Regions from separate parts of the Homo sapiens genome. Here region 2 is linked to region 1. A link is a contact called in ENCODE Hi-C or POLR2A ChIA-PET data. All regions are on one chromosome and are shown on one strand. Each heading gives the region's core, a stretch centred on a gene start or an enhancer-like site at or near the end of the contact. The rest is flanking DNA. Distances are from core to core; before and after follow the strand shown.

What was found. A loop is a pair of places that touch in the nucleus more often than their neighbours do. ChIA-PET counts read pairs that join two places held with the same protein, here RNA polymerase II (POLR2A). Pooled maps may share reads with other maps.
Region 2: a loop to region 1 is called in a pooled map, with 5 times the contacts of the local background. The contact joins two enhancer-like sites. A Hi-C loop is called at or near these places in 1 of 37 single-sample maps with no recorded cell type and 2 of 50 pooled maps. POLR2A ChIA-PET finds 5 or more read pairs at or near these places in 1 of 52 experiments (OCI-LY7).

What each region holds. Positions count from the first base shown.
Region 1 is chr2:237,741,721-237,749,447 of GRCh38, reverse strand. It overlaps LRRFIP1 (LRR binding FLII interacting protein 1), which reads right to left. Exons shown (of 24, transcript NM_001137550.2): 12 at 1,049-1,084; 13 at 124-249. Among named protein-coding and RNA genes, the nearest start is that of RBM44, 53 kb to the left of the region's middle. RefSeq lists enhancers at 4,495-4,544, 4,511-5,036. Within about 2 kb of position 4,252, at least 13 of the 41 ENCODE cell types and tissues checked have a DNase peak (open chromatin) inside an H3K27ac peak, as active enhancers do.
Region 2 is chr2:238,102,238-238,109,964 of GRCh38, reverse strand. ESPNL (espin like) reads right to left here. Exons shown (of 9, transcript NM_194312.4): 3 at 5,123-5,309; 4 at 1,992-2,174. Among named protein-coding and RNA genes, the nearest start is that of ESPNL, 5.8 kb to the right of the region's middle. RefSeq lists enhancers at 1,495-2,405, 2,777-2,946, 2,406-3,315, 3,316-4,226, 7,248-7,417. Within about 2 kb of position 2,329, at least 5 of the 41 ENCODE cell types and tissues checked have a DNase peak (open chromatin) inside an H3K27ac peak, as active enhancers do.

The DNA of each region.
Region 1 (7,727 bases), core at 3,003-5,502:
TGAGGGAGAGAGGACCAAGAAGAAAGATCCAGAACTTTATGAATTAACTTTTTTTTTTTTAATCTAAAGACTGATTTTTACAAAAGGTTCTCTCAAGTTGTCAGTAAGAAGAGAGCATCTCACCTTGATTTCCCTGATGGATGCCTCGGTGTCGATGGAGATGGAGGTGTCTCCGCTGCCTCTCCGAGAGGAAGTCCCACCCAGAGAGGCCAGCGTGGCTGCAGACAGGCCCGGCATGTTACGAGACCCCTGGAACGTTGAGAGGATCACATGCTGATATGGTTTAGCTCTGTGTCCCCACCCAAATCTCATCTGGAATTGTAATCCCCATAATCCCCACAAGATGAGGGACGGCCCTGGTGGGAGGAGACTGGATCACGGGGGCAGTTTCCCCCATGCTGTTCTCGTGATAGTGAGTGGGCTCCCAGGAGATCTGATGGCTTTGTGTTTGACAGTTCCTCCTTCACATGTTCTCTCTCCTGTCGCCTTGTGAAGAAGGTGCCTGCTTCCCTTTTCACCATGATTGTAAGTTTCCTGAGGTCTCCCCAGCCATGCGGAACTGTGAGTCAATTAAAGCTCTTTTCTTTGTAAATTACCCAGTCTCAGGGAAGTTCTTTATGGCAGTGTGAGAACGGACTAACACAGATGCGATTTCAGACAAAACCAAAACTGCATATAAATCTAACATCACAGGACTGTTACTTTAATTCCATTTCCAAATTGGAAACTCTTCATGGGCTTATAGTAAACTGTAAGGAGGGGATCATTTCCAGGCACCTCCTGGATGCTCTGCGATTAGCTGGATTAACCCTAAACTCCATGGTGGGGCCCATTATAAACGCCTCCCTGCTCTACAGGATCTAACGCACACCGGACAGGACTCCCGGTGGCCTACCTCCGGGAAGGTGATACCAGGTTAGGTGGGCCGCTTTCTAGTCCAGTTCCCTCGCTGGGGAACATCCTTATTAAAAAAAACCAAGCAACATATTTTCTTATCAATTTCATCCACAACTTTTGGGACCCTCTAGGTTTATGAACGATTCCTTACCTTCTCAGTAAAATCTTTTTCTGGTCTCTCTTCTACCTGTAGACGAAAACAGACAAAATATTAAATACTTTAAAAGCATTAAATGGATAACATGAAGATGGGGCTATGAATGATAAACAAAACAAAACAAAACATTTGCTTCCTTTGTAATTTAGAAGCAGAAAAATGGGACACTCCAAATTTAGCTTTTCACACTTCTCCTATTTGGATGTCTGTGAGGCCCCTTCTTCTCTTGTCCTCATTTGGACGTCCCTGAGGACCCTCTTCTCCTGTCCTCAGGTAGGAGTCTCAGTGGGACCCACAGCGGGCTGTGGAACTACAAGAGAGGGTGCACATGAGGAACGGACCCTGGAGAGAGCCCTGCACCATGAGGGTGTCTCGGGACAAGAGGCAGAGGCCGGCAGTGGTGTTACTTCTTTCTCGGCTCAGCATCCAACAAAAGACAGGTTTCTTTTTTTCTCCTTTTTTTGTTTGTTTGTTTGTTTGCAGGACTGGGTGGGGGGAAGGGTTTTTTAAACAAAGATTAACTACCTGGAGTGCTGCTTTTTTTATTTTTTGGCACATTGAAGGTTCTTATCATAAGCCCACTGAGAAGGTTACCAAGGTTGAGTTTGTCTAAAAACTCTCTGGGAAAAGCTGTCAACTAATCATGTTTTCCCCATCATGCCTTCAACCCAACTTCCCGTAGCTCAGAACTTCTTCACTTTGATTGTCAGAAAATCGGCCAAAGACATGCGCGGCAACTGCAGACCATATGTTTGATTCAGAAGATCTGAGAGATGACCTGGGACTCTGCAGTCACCGTTGTGAGCTCACACAGAGATAATTCATAATGAAGCTTGAGAAATCCTGATGGAGAGCTGCGGAGGCCACGGCTCAGCAACACCTGAGCTGCACAGACGCTGGTGCCGGGGACCTGCAGCTCAGCACAGGGGTGCAGGTGCTATGGTCAGGGTGTCAGAGAGATGGTGACCTCCAAATGACCACTTCCCATCTATGGCCCGAGTCCACGCTGGGCCAGATGCCCCTGCCCTCACCATCCGGTCCCACCAGGAAGGCTCATTAACTGCCACCTTCCCTCCTGCAAACTCCTTGTACCTTCAACTTCTCCTCCAACGACACCTGGAGCAACACTAAAACAACATAACCAGGAGTTATAGCTGGTCAGCCAGTTAAGGGATCAAATGGAATCCCACAAAATACTCGGTTAATCCAAAAGAAAGCAAAATCCAAGACCAGCTCTTAGCTCAGGGTGGCCATGTTTAAGGGTCTCCTACTCAACAGATCCAAGCTAAACCCTGCGGCCTGGCTCCCAAAGCCATCAGATGGTCTCGCCCAGCCACCCCACACCTGGGTGTTCAAAAATAAACTTTCTACTCTCATCTAACCAGTCTCCTGTGTCCCAAGAGCAGGAGTGGAAATGGGGGCAGAGAGGCCACATCCCTCAGGCCAGTGGGATGCAGTCAGGGGCAGGCTGGCCTCTCTCCCCTCTTTGCTAAATAAGCCCTTTGGGCAGGGTGGTGGTGGGGTGGTCCCTCTGCCCACTTAGCCACAGCTGCTAAGGACCCACCTGAGGCCCTGTCCAAGACCATGTGTTCACGGGCGCTTTCCACAATCCCAGCTGCTTACGGCTCTCTGCCCTGATGTCCATTCTCACGTTGGGTGCAGCCCAGCTATACCGCAGTGAAGACGGCTCTCTCCAGCTGTGGCCCATACCATCTGCAGCCCATACCATCTGCATTTGCTGATGTGTCGAAATGCACATCTAGAGTTATTTTTTCGGATGTGCATGCCACATCAGCCTAACTGTGTACTTGGAGGCACCAAGGCAGACTCCGATAAGATGAGTACCAAGGCAGACTCCGATGGGACAGATACGAAGGCAGACTCTGATCAGATGGGCACCATCTCATTTGGCAGAGCCCCAGAAGCCCTGCAGCCATGTTGAGTTGTGAGGATGATTGGAGCAATTCAAGTGTGGTTCTCAACTTCACATGGAAAGAAAAATATTCCTGAAATATTTTTCAAATCAAAATTTCAAGGCCAGGCGCGGTAGCTCCTGTCTGTAATCCCAGTACTTTGGGAGGCCGAGGTGGGCAGATCATTTGAGGTCAGGAGTTCGAGACCAACCTGGCCAACACGGCGAAACCCTGTCTCTATTAAAATTACAAAAATTAGCTGTGTGTGGTGACATGCACCTGTAATCCCAGCTACTCAGGAGGTTGAGGCAGGAGAATCTCTTGAACCCAGGAGGTAGAGGTTGCAGTGAGCTGAGATCATGCCACTGCAATCCAGCCTGGGCGACAGAGTGTAACTCTGTCTCAAAAAAAAAAAAAATAAATAAAATAAAATAAATAAAATTTCAAAGAACAAGGAAATGTGAACTATCTATCTAGCACTTAGCGTGCTGGAGAATAAATTCATTAAATCTCCTGGGCCCAAAGCCTTTTATTCCTTAGAGTAAGTTAGTTTGCTGAACAAATATTAATAAGATGAAAATAAAGAGGCTAGTTTAACTCTTGGTGGGATATGAAAATCCAGTTTAATAGACTGCCAAACTACCACTGAAAAGCCTGTGGCATGTTTGCTCCACGGTGTAAAACGTATGTTTTCTGGCTGCTGGTCAGCAATGGATAAATACTGTGGAGAAATAAATGAAGCTCCAGGAATGCATTCGTTTACCTACAAAGATATCTGAGACCGTAAAAGAAGGGCCCACCCAAGCCCTTTTTTCTTTCTGGTATTTCTTGCAAGAAAGCTGAGAAAGAAAACACACGGGGTCCACAAACCTTGATTTTGGGGGGGCAGGGCTTTAACACATCTTTGTTCTGCATGGTTTTGCTTGTAACCGTCTACATCATTTGTTTTTATAATTTGTAAAATATCAAATAAGGGAAAAAACCCCAAAAACCATAGTTTGCTGTTTTTATCATTTTAAAAAAGTCCTTGCTCCGAAGAACACAACGGACTCAAAATAAAATCTGGGCATATTTTTAAGTAGAGACCATGCAGAGAAAAACTAAAAATTAAGCTCTTGTTGAAAGGTGATGGCAAATGAACGTCTAACCTATCTCTATTTTACATAGTAGAGTAAATTTCATTTTGTGTGTCTTCCGAATGAAAAAGGATTTGTCAGCTTTCCTCAAACACAGGAAGGCTATTCAGCCCCGTGGAAAGCCACGCAGCCCCACTCGTGTCCACCAGATGGCAGTGTGTCACAGCTGCAGGGGCCGGGCCCGGACAGAAGCCGCAGGCAGCAGAGTCCACCTTAACCAAGCCCCCTTTCCTAAGCCCTAGCAGAGCCAGGTAAGGAATCAGATGTTGTGTTTCATCTTGACATAAAGCACAGCACTTCCTCCCTAAAATGATGAAGAAATGGAAGACAAGAAAGGATTCTAAACACTGTCACGGCCACTGCATGGCATGGTGTGGGGGCCTGGAGGAGGTGGGCATGGTGCAGAGAGGGGTCCAGAGGACATGGTGGCTGCAGACGGTCCAGGCTGCTCTGCCCACCCACCTTAGCCCAGGACGGGAAAGCACCGGACCCCGCAGACAGTGGCCTCCTGCACGGGAAGGGCGACAGCGCCGAACACATTGCAGCCTGTTAGCTTCATGACTCTCGTATTCTGAGTGATACTAAACATTTCAGGTCAGGGTGAAAACGTCACACTAACAGGTTTACAAAGTATGTGTGTTGTATTTTACAGCCACAGCTGAGTGTATACAGACATCATTGAAAATCTACTGGAAACAGTCACTTCTAAAACACGTCTGTGGAAGTTTAGTTTACGTCAAGTTTCCTTTCAAAAACAAATGCTTCAAGGAGCACATTAAATATTTTATTAATTCCAACTTTCTAACACTGTGTCTAAAGGAGTTTGCTATCTAGGCTCCTGTACACACGATGCCTGGTGAGGCTAAAACGCTAAGTTTTCCATGTTCCAGCTGCCTGCCATTTTCCTAAAGAAAGAATATGTGGCACCTGTTCACGTACCCAGAGAGACCCTACTCAAGGGCCCAGGTACAAAAGGAACCTGTCCTCAACACCCAGCCAGGCAACACCAGACTTGGATGGAAAAAGGGATCACCGAAGCAACATCCTTGCGAGGTCCTTCTTGAGACACAAACAAACAGCAAACACTGCTCAGAAAACACCCATTTTAAGGGTAATTTTCCTTCACATTTAAATGATAGCACAGTCCACCACTAGGGTGACGGTTTTTGGTTTTAAATCCAATAATATTTACTTTAGCCTGAATGACTTATCTTTGAACTCTGGTGTTTGTAATTCAAGACCCGTTTTTCCACCTGGTCCCTGCCCCTGCCTCTTTGTGCAACAAAAAACATGAGTCAAAATAGTGTTGTTTTTCTAGTCCAAATGGGCAGAGATCTGAGTTCATTGCTCCTGTCTTCTCTGAGTACACGAGGGAAGATATGGACCCAGGCTGCCCTTGGGACATTCCTGATGGATGTTTCAGAAACGTGATGGCTTCACCAGGTTCCCAGTGAGATTTTGGGGCCTGGATGACCCAGATCTGTTGGCTTCACTAGGTGGAGTCACTCTGCTTGGGTGTGGCCCAAGCTCTGGCCGTCAAACCTCTGGATCCCAGCTCTCTCGAGGCACCTTTGCCTCCCCTCACACCCCCGCTGCTGGGCTTCACAACGTGTGATCACCCAACAAGCATCCGTCTGCCCCTGTCTGTGCGTCCCATGAGGGCTGGGGCAAGTCTGCATTTGCTCATACAACGGCCCTGTTTCTGGAACATTCTAGGTGCTCAATAAACACTGAATGAATGAGTGAAATAACTTCCTCAAGGAGAAGATCCTGGTCGTGCTGGAGAGGAAGAAAACACAGCTCATCCACAGCATGGGAGAAGATGAGAATGAGGTGAACAGTATTCTATGCCTGTCTTGAGATGGGGCTGATGCCCTCTCTGCTTTCCCAAGGACCCTGGGAGGACCAAGTGGGTGGAGAAAACTTGAAGTCTTGTCCCTGGTGGTGGTCTCTGGACACTGAAGCATTTTCATTTTCTCGAAGTGGGACAAGCAGTCACTTCCTTCATTCTGGTTACTACTGCCCTTTAACAGCACCACCCTCCCTCCCTCCCCTCTGATGGGTGTGACACACTCACCTGTGCACCTGTATCTCCCAAACCCAGGGCGGGACTCCCTACAGAGCCTGCAGGGCTGACCCTGACTTCATATTTTTCTTGTCCTCTGTCCTCACTCATACTGGCCCTGGATACGTGTCCCTGACGAAGTCCCCGGCCTGGGAGCATTTCCCATGAGCTCTCGCTACAACAACTGTATCCCATCCCTGGCTAACCCCAGCCAAGGAGAAATAAAGTAACCATATGTTTTTTTTTTGTTTTTTTGGGGGGGTTTCTTTTTGCTTTTTAAGGGTATCATGACCCCTCTTTCCAGGGGAAGCACAAGAAGTTTATGTGCCCAGCTAGATGTCCCAAGCCAGGAATGAGAGCTGTGACATCTGAACCCGGGTTCTGAAACTCCCTGCCTCAGAGCACTGCCTGCTCCATATGACCTCAAGGAAGGCCAGACTGGAGGGTCATTCACCTTTGCCACCACGCTTACACCAGGCCCTGCCCAAGACCTGTTGCTCCTCCCTCCCAGGCAGAAGGACCGGGGAGTCCTATCCAGGCTCTCCTGGCTTCTTCCCATCAACAAGGCCAAACACAACCACTAGCACTTTCTGTTGTCCCAGGAGATCCAAAATATACCAGCAATGGTGTAAATGTCCCAAGACAGAAAACAGAAATGGAGTCAATTTAGTATAAGAGGACCATGAGTTTTGGAAATTATGGAAATGAGCTAGCTTAGTTCTGTCTCCCAGGCTCTCTTCAGATACCAGGGATGCTGCCTGTGCTCACCGTCTTTCTATTCTCGACACGATCAATCAAGGGATACCGTAACACATCCGCGAGGGAACTGCCCTGCACTCTACAGAGACCTCTCTGCATTCTAAGAACCACATACGGGAGGTTTCATCAGATGTAAGGCACCCAGGATGAGATGGGGGACAGCCTTGTCCCTCACTGCGGGACTGACCTTTGTTCCCTAAGCGTGCCAACCAGCCCGCAATCAACTGACCTTTGCTAGTTGAGCAATCGATTCAGGGAAGGAAGAGCAGATACAAGGAGATCACCCACCCCCATCAGGTCCCAGGACGCCCAGGAAGGCTGAACTCACATCTTTCTGTTTATGATCATCTAATAAACCTGTGAGTAAATTTTATACAAATTTAGAAAACACATGACAAAGGAATTTGTATCATTTCAGTCTCTTCGGTCAATTTCGTATGACAAAGAAATTTGTGTCATTTCAATCTCTAAGTGACTATATTGAGCCCTGTTATTTTGAGACTTCATCATATGCTTGAATAAAGACAATGCTTAACAAAATCCAATTGTCATGTCTCACTGGAACCAGGCAGAGGGTACAGAGGGCATTAAGCGTGTTTGGGATTCACTGAAAGTAAAGCCACAACATTCTTCTGTCAATTGTAAATACTTATATTTTCTTTTCTTTCTTTTTTTTCTTTTTTCTTTTTTTTTTAGACGGAGCCTTGCCTTGTTGCCCAGGCTGGAGTGCAGTGGTGCGATCTCAGCTCACTGCAACCTCCACCTCCTGTATTCAAGTGATTCTTCAGCCTCAGCCTCCC
Region 2 (7,727 bases), core at 1,080-3,579, 360 kb before region 1:
ATCCTAAATGGGATCCTGGGACAGAAAAGGGACCCTCGGTAACGTGTGGCATCCTAAATGGGATCCTGGGACAGAAAAGGGACACTCGGTAACGTATGGCATCCTAAATGGGATCCTGGGACAGAAAAGGGACACTCGGTAACGTATGGCATCCTAAATGGGATCCTGGGATAGAAAAGGGACATTCGGTAAAAGCTAAGGGCATCTGAATGAAGTGTGGGCTCTAGTTAGTAACACTGTGCTAGTTTGGGTTCACTAATTGTGACAAATGTACTGTACTAACATAAGTTGTCAAGAATGGAGGAAAAGGCTGGGCATAGTGGCTCACACCTGTCATCCCAGCACTTTGGAAGGCTGAGGTGGGAGGATTGCTTGAGCCCAGAAGTTTGAGGCCTGCCTGGGCTCAGCACAGTGAGACTCCCATCTCTACAAAATTTTTTTAAAAAATTAGCTGGGCGTGGTGGCGTGCGCCTATAGTCCCAGCTACTCAGGAGGCTGAGGCAGGAGGATTGCTTGAGCCTAGGAGTTAGAGGTTGCACACGGTGATGACACGCTGTTGTGTGTTTTGAATTCCACAGTAAGAAATTTAAAAGGGAAGAAGTCTCTGTTTTGAGGCTTGAGTAATTTTCTTTTTACAGAGGGAAGCTGAGGAGCCAGAGGAGTCAGCTGATTTATTAAACTTCTTGGGCTGCTATCAAATATTTCATTTGAAAGAAGATTTTGCTGCTTTAAAAAAGCTTAAAAACCCCTGGCCAGGGGCCACTTACCCCTTCTGAGCCGAGTCTCCTGGGGCCTGCCTGAGCCACTCAGCAGAGCTCCTCCTGCCACCAGCCACCTGTCAGGGACATGCCTCCCAGGGCCTGCGGGTCACCCCTCCCCCCACTTCCTATCTCTGTCTAGGTTGGGGACAGAGACTGGGGAGACAGAGCTGGGTTGTGCAGAGCTGAGTGGACGGGGGATGGTGAGAGGAAGGGCGGTAGCTGGGGGGCCTCAGAGAAAGATGCTTTCAGCAGCGCTGCCGGGAGGGGGGATTGGGTTTCCTCTGCATTCTGCCAAAGGCTCAGCTCTGCAGGGAATGCGGTGCCTTCCGATGGCTCTGCGGCTGCACCGTGTGTGATTGTTTCAATGGCACTGCTGAGACTGGGTGACCCGGGGCCCCAGGAAGACCTTGGGTTCTAGCTGGGAGCAGTTGTCTAGACTTGCAGACCCAGAATGCGATGGTTGGTTGCACTTCCACTTAAAATCCCCCCAGACTAGCCTTGCAGAGGCCTGGAGCACGCTGCTGGCTCCCGACTGAGCAGCCTGGGCCCAGGAGGCTTTGGAAGAACGTGGGGAACCAGGAGACTTCATGGAGGTGAACAGACCCGACACTGCTCAGGACCGGATGGGGCTGGGGAGAAGTAAACTGTGTGCATTCTCCTGAGATGGGGCCTTGCCTTTAGATGAGGTCGACATCGGGTGGGCACCCGGGCAGGGCCAGCAGCTGATGGCTGCACCCACCCTCAAAGGCTGGGTGTGGTTCTGATGTTGTTGAACATTTGAATACCATCCCTGCCTACGTGGGGTTTTTGGATGTCGTGTCCTTGAGGCTGGGCCATGTGAGCCCCCAAGATTTATCTGGGTAATAGCAAAGGGGCTGACATCACACCCCTGCCACAGCTCTACTCGCAGGCTGCTCACAGCAGAGGGTCCGCCCCAAGGGCTGTTCTGAGAAGACTGTCACCAAGACCAAGCCCTGACCAGGCACGAGGGAGTTTCTGCGCGAAGGGAGGGAGGATGGTACGCAGGACGAGAGCATAGAGCTTGGATCTTGCCACTTGACCCTGGGATCTTGACCTTGGGCAAGTGACAGTGCCACTTAGAGCCTCAGTTTACCTATCTGTAAAAGAGGGTCATCACTCTTACAGGGTTGCTGTGAGGGTCAGTGACACAGCACTGGGCATGGCTGGCACTTGTGACTGCTCACCCTGTCTCCCTCACGCCCACCTTACCTCCATCTGCCCGTTCTCTGCTGCGTCGTGGAGGGGGGTCCCACCCCAGGAGTCTCTCAGGATGGGGGTACCCATGAGCAGGAGTCGGTCTAGAATGGGCGTGTGGCCGCCTCGGGCTGCAAAGTGCAGGGCCGTGGCCCCCTCATTGTCCCGTGCCGTGAGTCCGATGTCGGTGAATGTGACCTGGGGAAGGAGGGGCAGAGGGAGCAGCCATCCTCCCAGGGAGGAGGCACACAGAGTGGGAGGGGCTTGGAGCAGAAGTGAAAGTGGACTCTGGCTGTACCTCTCGGGGCACAGGGTACAACCTCAGGAAACCCCGGACAGGGCTGGCTGAGCACGTGCGTCCCCGTCACCCTGGGGCAGCAGGACCTCTGGGGTCCAGGTGGGGGTGAAGTGAGCGCAGTAGCTTAATTTGCAGACACCATGGTCCCAAATCTGAAAGCAAACATCATGGCAAATGAAAACACCTAGGGAAGAGTAAACATGTGTTTGCTATGAAGGAAGGAGAGGAGAGAAGGAAGGGAGGGAGGGGCGGGGAGGGAAGAACTTCATTTGGCCCGAGGGTGGCGCTGCCTCGTTGGGCATTTGCACTGAGCCCCTTTGCTGGAGCAGCGGGTCCTGTGGCCTCCCTCCAGGGCCTGGATTCGAGCCAGGCAATGAGGTTTGGGGCCCTGACCTGCCGGCCACCACCGCTGGAGCGACTTGAGGCCAGCCCTGCCTCTGGGGCCTCATCTGCCTTCTGAAGGGCCCCTGCTGTGGTCCACAGCACCAGCCAGGTGACAGTCCTCTACACTGACTTGCGGAAACCTGTGCAGCTGGGACAGACATGGGGCCTGGGCCTGCCAGTGGGACGCGGGGGTCTCCTAGGACAGCCTGCCTTCCTGACAGACGGGTGATGGGCGTGCTGGCTCCCCGCCTTCACCCTCCTTCCTGCCTTGAGTGTGCCCGCTTTCCCCACTGGGGAGGCCACGAGAACAGCAGAGCCGCCAGCAGCCCGTCGCCTTCGGTGTGAGTGCCTCCTAGCGCAGCCAGGGCGCTCCTGACTGATCAGTACTCAGAAGTGTCTGTTGGGCAAAGCACAATGAGCTGGAAACAGAGACAGGGACAGGGCTGCCGTGGGGCTCCTTCGCATCTGGAGTGGCCTCTCTGGCCCTGAGACCCCGAGGCCTGCCCGCTTTCTCCCCAGGAAGGCCGCTCATGCCTCAGCACAGTCCTAGGGGTTCAGTGGACACCCTGTTTCCCTCCCTCAGGACCCCCTGTGGTGAGCTGCTGCTGCTCTGCCCACTGTGTGCAGCCGCCGCTCATCCCAGGAGCCAGGCATAGTTTGGGAGGCTGAGGTCTGGAGTGAATGGGTCAGAACTGCTGGAGGGGCAAAGGGAGGATGGCCAGGGTGGGACCCAGGTCCAGAGAGCTTCCTTTGGGGTAGGCTGCTCCAGCAGGAGGAGCTGGAGAGGCAGCCCCGGGGTGGGGAGGGGCGCACTTGCAGGCGAGGCACCGGGAGGGGCTGCAGTCTCCACGAAGGGAGGCTAGAGGCCAATTCAGGCGGCCTTGGGGACAAAGTGGGCAGGCAGGCAGCAGCCTGAGGATCTTGGGGCCACGGGGAGCAGGCCAGCGCCATCCCGAGCGCCCGGGGACACGGTGAGCAGGCGGGACCCGTCCCAAGGGCCTCAGGGCCATGGTGAGCAGCAGGCGCCATCCTAAGGGACCAGGCCCCCTGTTCCTTCACTTGCCCACCCATTGCTTCAGTAAACATCTCCCGAGCCTGACTGCGTGCCAGGTGCGGGGAACGTAGCAGGTGGTGAAGTCCTGCACCCACGGAGCTCCTGGCGCCTACACGCCGGCTGGTGGAAACCACCACCAAGGCCAGGAGTCAGACACGCCGTGTGCCTGGTGCTGGTGCGCCGGTGGGGAGGAAAGCAGGAGTGAGGATGGTCGGGGCAGGCGGCTCCCCCCATAAACCAGCTGGGCAGGGAAGGCCCCAGGGGCAGCTGGGGAGCTGTGTGCCAGGCACAGGGTGCAGTGCATGCAAAGGCCCCGGGGGCAGAGCCAGCCTGGCTTGCTGGAGAAGGAGCTGGACTGAGTGGGTGGGAGCCAGGAGACAGGAGGCCCCAGGCAAGCATGGGAGGTCTGGGGGCAGGCAGCTCTCACTTCTCCATCAGCAGCCACAGTGACCTTCCAATATGCCAGTCAGATCCTACTGCTCCTGGCTCCGAGCCTTCCGTGGCTCCCCAGGACCCTCAGGAAAGAGCCCCGGTCCTCCCAGCGCCTCTGTCTGCCTTTCCTGCCCGCCCCCGGGCCCCATGGGCCAGGCTCTCCCCGCCTCTGAATGACCTGTGCCCCCCTCAGGAAGTTGCTTTGGGCCCCACTCCTTGTCCGGCCGCCTCCTGTCCATCCTCAGTTCTGCCCCCAAGTCCCCTCCTCAAAGAGGGCCTCCTCTACTCTTTTTTTTTTTTTTTTTTTTGAGACAGAGTCTCACTTTGTTGCCCAGGCTGGAGTTCAGTGGCGTGATCTTGGCTCACAGCAACCTCCGCCTCCCAGGTTCAAGCACTTCTCCTGCCTCAGCCTCCCGAGTAGCTGGGGTTACAGGTCCCACCTGCTCTGCTTTTCTGTTGTAGAGGCAGGAAGTCCCCAGCCCCCCCTTGAAGATGGCACCTCCCCAACCTCAGCCACTCTGCTCTGGGGTCTCAGGTCTTCCTTCCCCAAAGAGGCCAGAAGTGGAGGAAGGTGGGGGCTGGCCTGGGGATCTCAGGCGGCAGGGCCTGAACAAGTGGTCGAGTGGCCCAAACTGGGCACTGCTGGTGTGGGCGCAGACAAAGCACCCGGGCCACCACCAACTGTGAGAGCACCTGGGAGGCCTACCAGGACTTCCAGGGAGAGAGGGACTAGGAGAGCCCCAGGGGAGCCGTGGCACGACCCCACAGAGCAGAGTGCACTACAGGTGGTCAAAACTTCTGGGGCCCAGCCTGGCCGGAGCTGCAGATTCTCGGGAGCCATGGACCAGCTCATCGGATGCCCCAACAGCCCTGCGTGTCCCCAGTTCCCTCTGGAGCCCCCATCCAGGCTCCAGGCTCTGCTTGCTGGAGGGCCCACACTCCCTGGATGTCCCCTTCCCACCTCTGGCACCCACTTACCAGCCAGACGACGAGGGAGTAGTGGCCACGGGCGGCGGCAGCGTGCAGGGCGCTCATGCCATCGAGAGCACGAAGGTGCACGTCAGCGCCACAGTCCTTCACCAGGAACTGGGCCAGGTGCAGGTGGCCCTCCTGGCAGGCCAGGTAGAGTGGGGAGGCGCCACTGCGTGTCCGCCGGTTCACGCTGCTGCAGGGAAGGGAGGGTTTGGAGGCCCAGTCCCTGCCTATGGCTGAGCCCATCCCTCGGCTGCTTGGACTTCACCGCTGCCCCCTGGCCCTGCCCGTGATGACTGAGTTTCCCACATGCTTTCCAGCTGCTGCTGCGGGGTTCCCCCCTCCAGGTTGCTCCCCCAGGTGGCTGTGCAACCCCACTCTCCTATCCTGTCCTTTTCTGGGGACTCCTGGGTCCAGGTCTGAAACACGCATCTTCTTAGACCTGAGGGGTCACAGTCTTGGCTTCCAGGTTCTCAGTTGTCCCAGTGGAGGCCCAGGATTGACCCCCGACTCCCTTAGGGTTTCCCTCTGCCCTGTGCCCTGTGGCAGGTGGCGCTGGGTGCCTGGTAGCTGTGGAGCTGAGGGTTGCACTGGCTGGGCTGGGGTCACAGTGGCGGCGTGGAGGCAGGGCCAAAGTCACCGGGGAGGGTCAACTCTCGGGCTCGTGCCTGCTTTCCCGCCAAGCCTGCTGACCACGCCACCCTGTCCCAGACCCTCCACCTCCGGGCCCTTCCCCTCTCAGGAGGGGAAGCTGAGGAGTAATGAAGGGATCTCACGAGCACCCCCACACCTGCTCCCCACTTCTGATAGACGAATCTGAGCAACTCAGTGTCCACCCCAGAGGAGAGTCCAGTCACAGGCCTCAGCTGGCAGAGGGGAAACAGAGGCTGGGAGCTGATTTGTCCAGGGACTTGCACCTGGGTTTGAATTCCCCTCCCCTCACAAAGTCCCCCAGTACCAGCCCCCTAGCAGCCTCTCCCCTGCTCCTAGCAAGGGGGACACAGGACCTTGGTGGCTGCTTTCTGGCCTTGGACCACACAGGGATCGTCCCCTGCACCTGCAGAGCCTGAGGGTCCACTCCCTCATGGAATGTGCCCCAAAGGGCTGCCAGTATGCCTTGGTGCCCTTCTCAGGGGAGGATCCGTGCTTTCACCAGACTCTGCCAGGTGTCCTTGACTGCATCCAGGGTTGGAACAGGTGGTGTCCAGCGCGGTGGCTGGGAGCAGGCCATGATGCAGCCAGTGGGTCGGGGGCAACTGGAGGGGGCATGGTCTGGCCAGGGGCAGCCACCTCTCGGCTGCTGCTGGTCAATGCCAGGCGGGAACTAGGCCGGGGGTACAGGACCTTCCCATTTGTGTGTGCGTGTGTGCGTGTGTGTGTGCATATTAACATGAAGCCTCCTGGTTTTCTTCTTTTTTTTGAGACATGGTCTTGCTCTATCGCCCAGGCTGGAGTGCAGTGGCACAATCCCAGCTTACTGCAACCTCCGCCTCCCAGACTCAAGTGATCCTCCCACCTCAGCCTCCTGAGTTGCTGGGACTACAGGCAGTCACCACCATGCCTGGCTAATTTTTAAATAAATTTTTTTGTAGAGATGGAGGTCTCGCTACATTGCCCAGGCCAGTCTTGAATTCCTGGGCTCAAGCAATCCTCCAGCCCCAGCCTCCCAAGATGCTGGGATTACAGGCATGAGCCACTGTGCTCGGCCCAAGTCTCCCAGTTTTCAATGGTGGAAACTTCTTTAAAAGCCGTGTGGGTCTGAGAGAGACTGTGGCCAGCCAAGGCTGAGGGTGGTGTGGACGCTCTGGAGAAAAGCCACAGAAGCGAATCCCAAAGGCCTTTGCCAAGCAGTCCAGGATGGGAACACCCGGGAATGAGAACCCGATTCCACAAGCAAGCTGTCGGGGCTTGTCCTGGAGCTAAGGGGGTGTGGGGGACTGAGGCCTCTGGGGCAGCGACAGGAAAATGAGATGCTGCCTCGAAAAGAGAAGAGCCGTGGTCAGAGGTAGGTGGGTCCCTGGGGGACAGGAAGGTTCGCCCTCAGCCAAGACAGTAGGAGGCAGAGGGCCTGTTCCTATGACAACAGTGACCTTTGTAAGCAGGGCGAGGACTGGAGGAGCTTCCAGGTGGGGAGGGAGGCCATCTGCCTTACTGGCTGTCCTGACCCTGGTCCTTCCTCGTTGCCCATCCACTAATTCCAGCAGGGGGCACAGGGCCCCAGAGACGATGAGGCCAGCGCCCGGCTCTAGGGGTCCCAGCACAGGGGTGGGGCAGTGCAGAGGCAGCTCCAGCCTCTGTGTCCCCAAGTCCACTAGACAGTCCCCACTCCTGTCAGGTGATGGGAGGGTGCCCTCACAGGTTGCCAGCTGCCCACGTCCCCAGCTGTTTTAGGTCCCGAGATGCCCCCAGGTGGGGCCAGAGCTGCCCTGGGCATCACAGCAGCATCTTGCCATCGTCACCGCCCCCAGCCACTCTCCAAGCTGAAGCACTGGCCTGTGTCCCCTTGGGCCCTGGCATGGCACTGCCACTGCCTGGCCTGTGGGTAGAGGCCTCATTGCCCTTGGCTCCTGCCAGCTCACCCCCACAGTGACAGCATGCCCGCCTGCAGGAT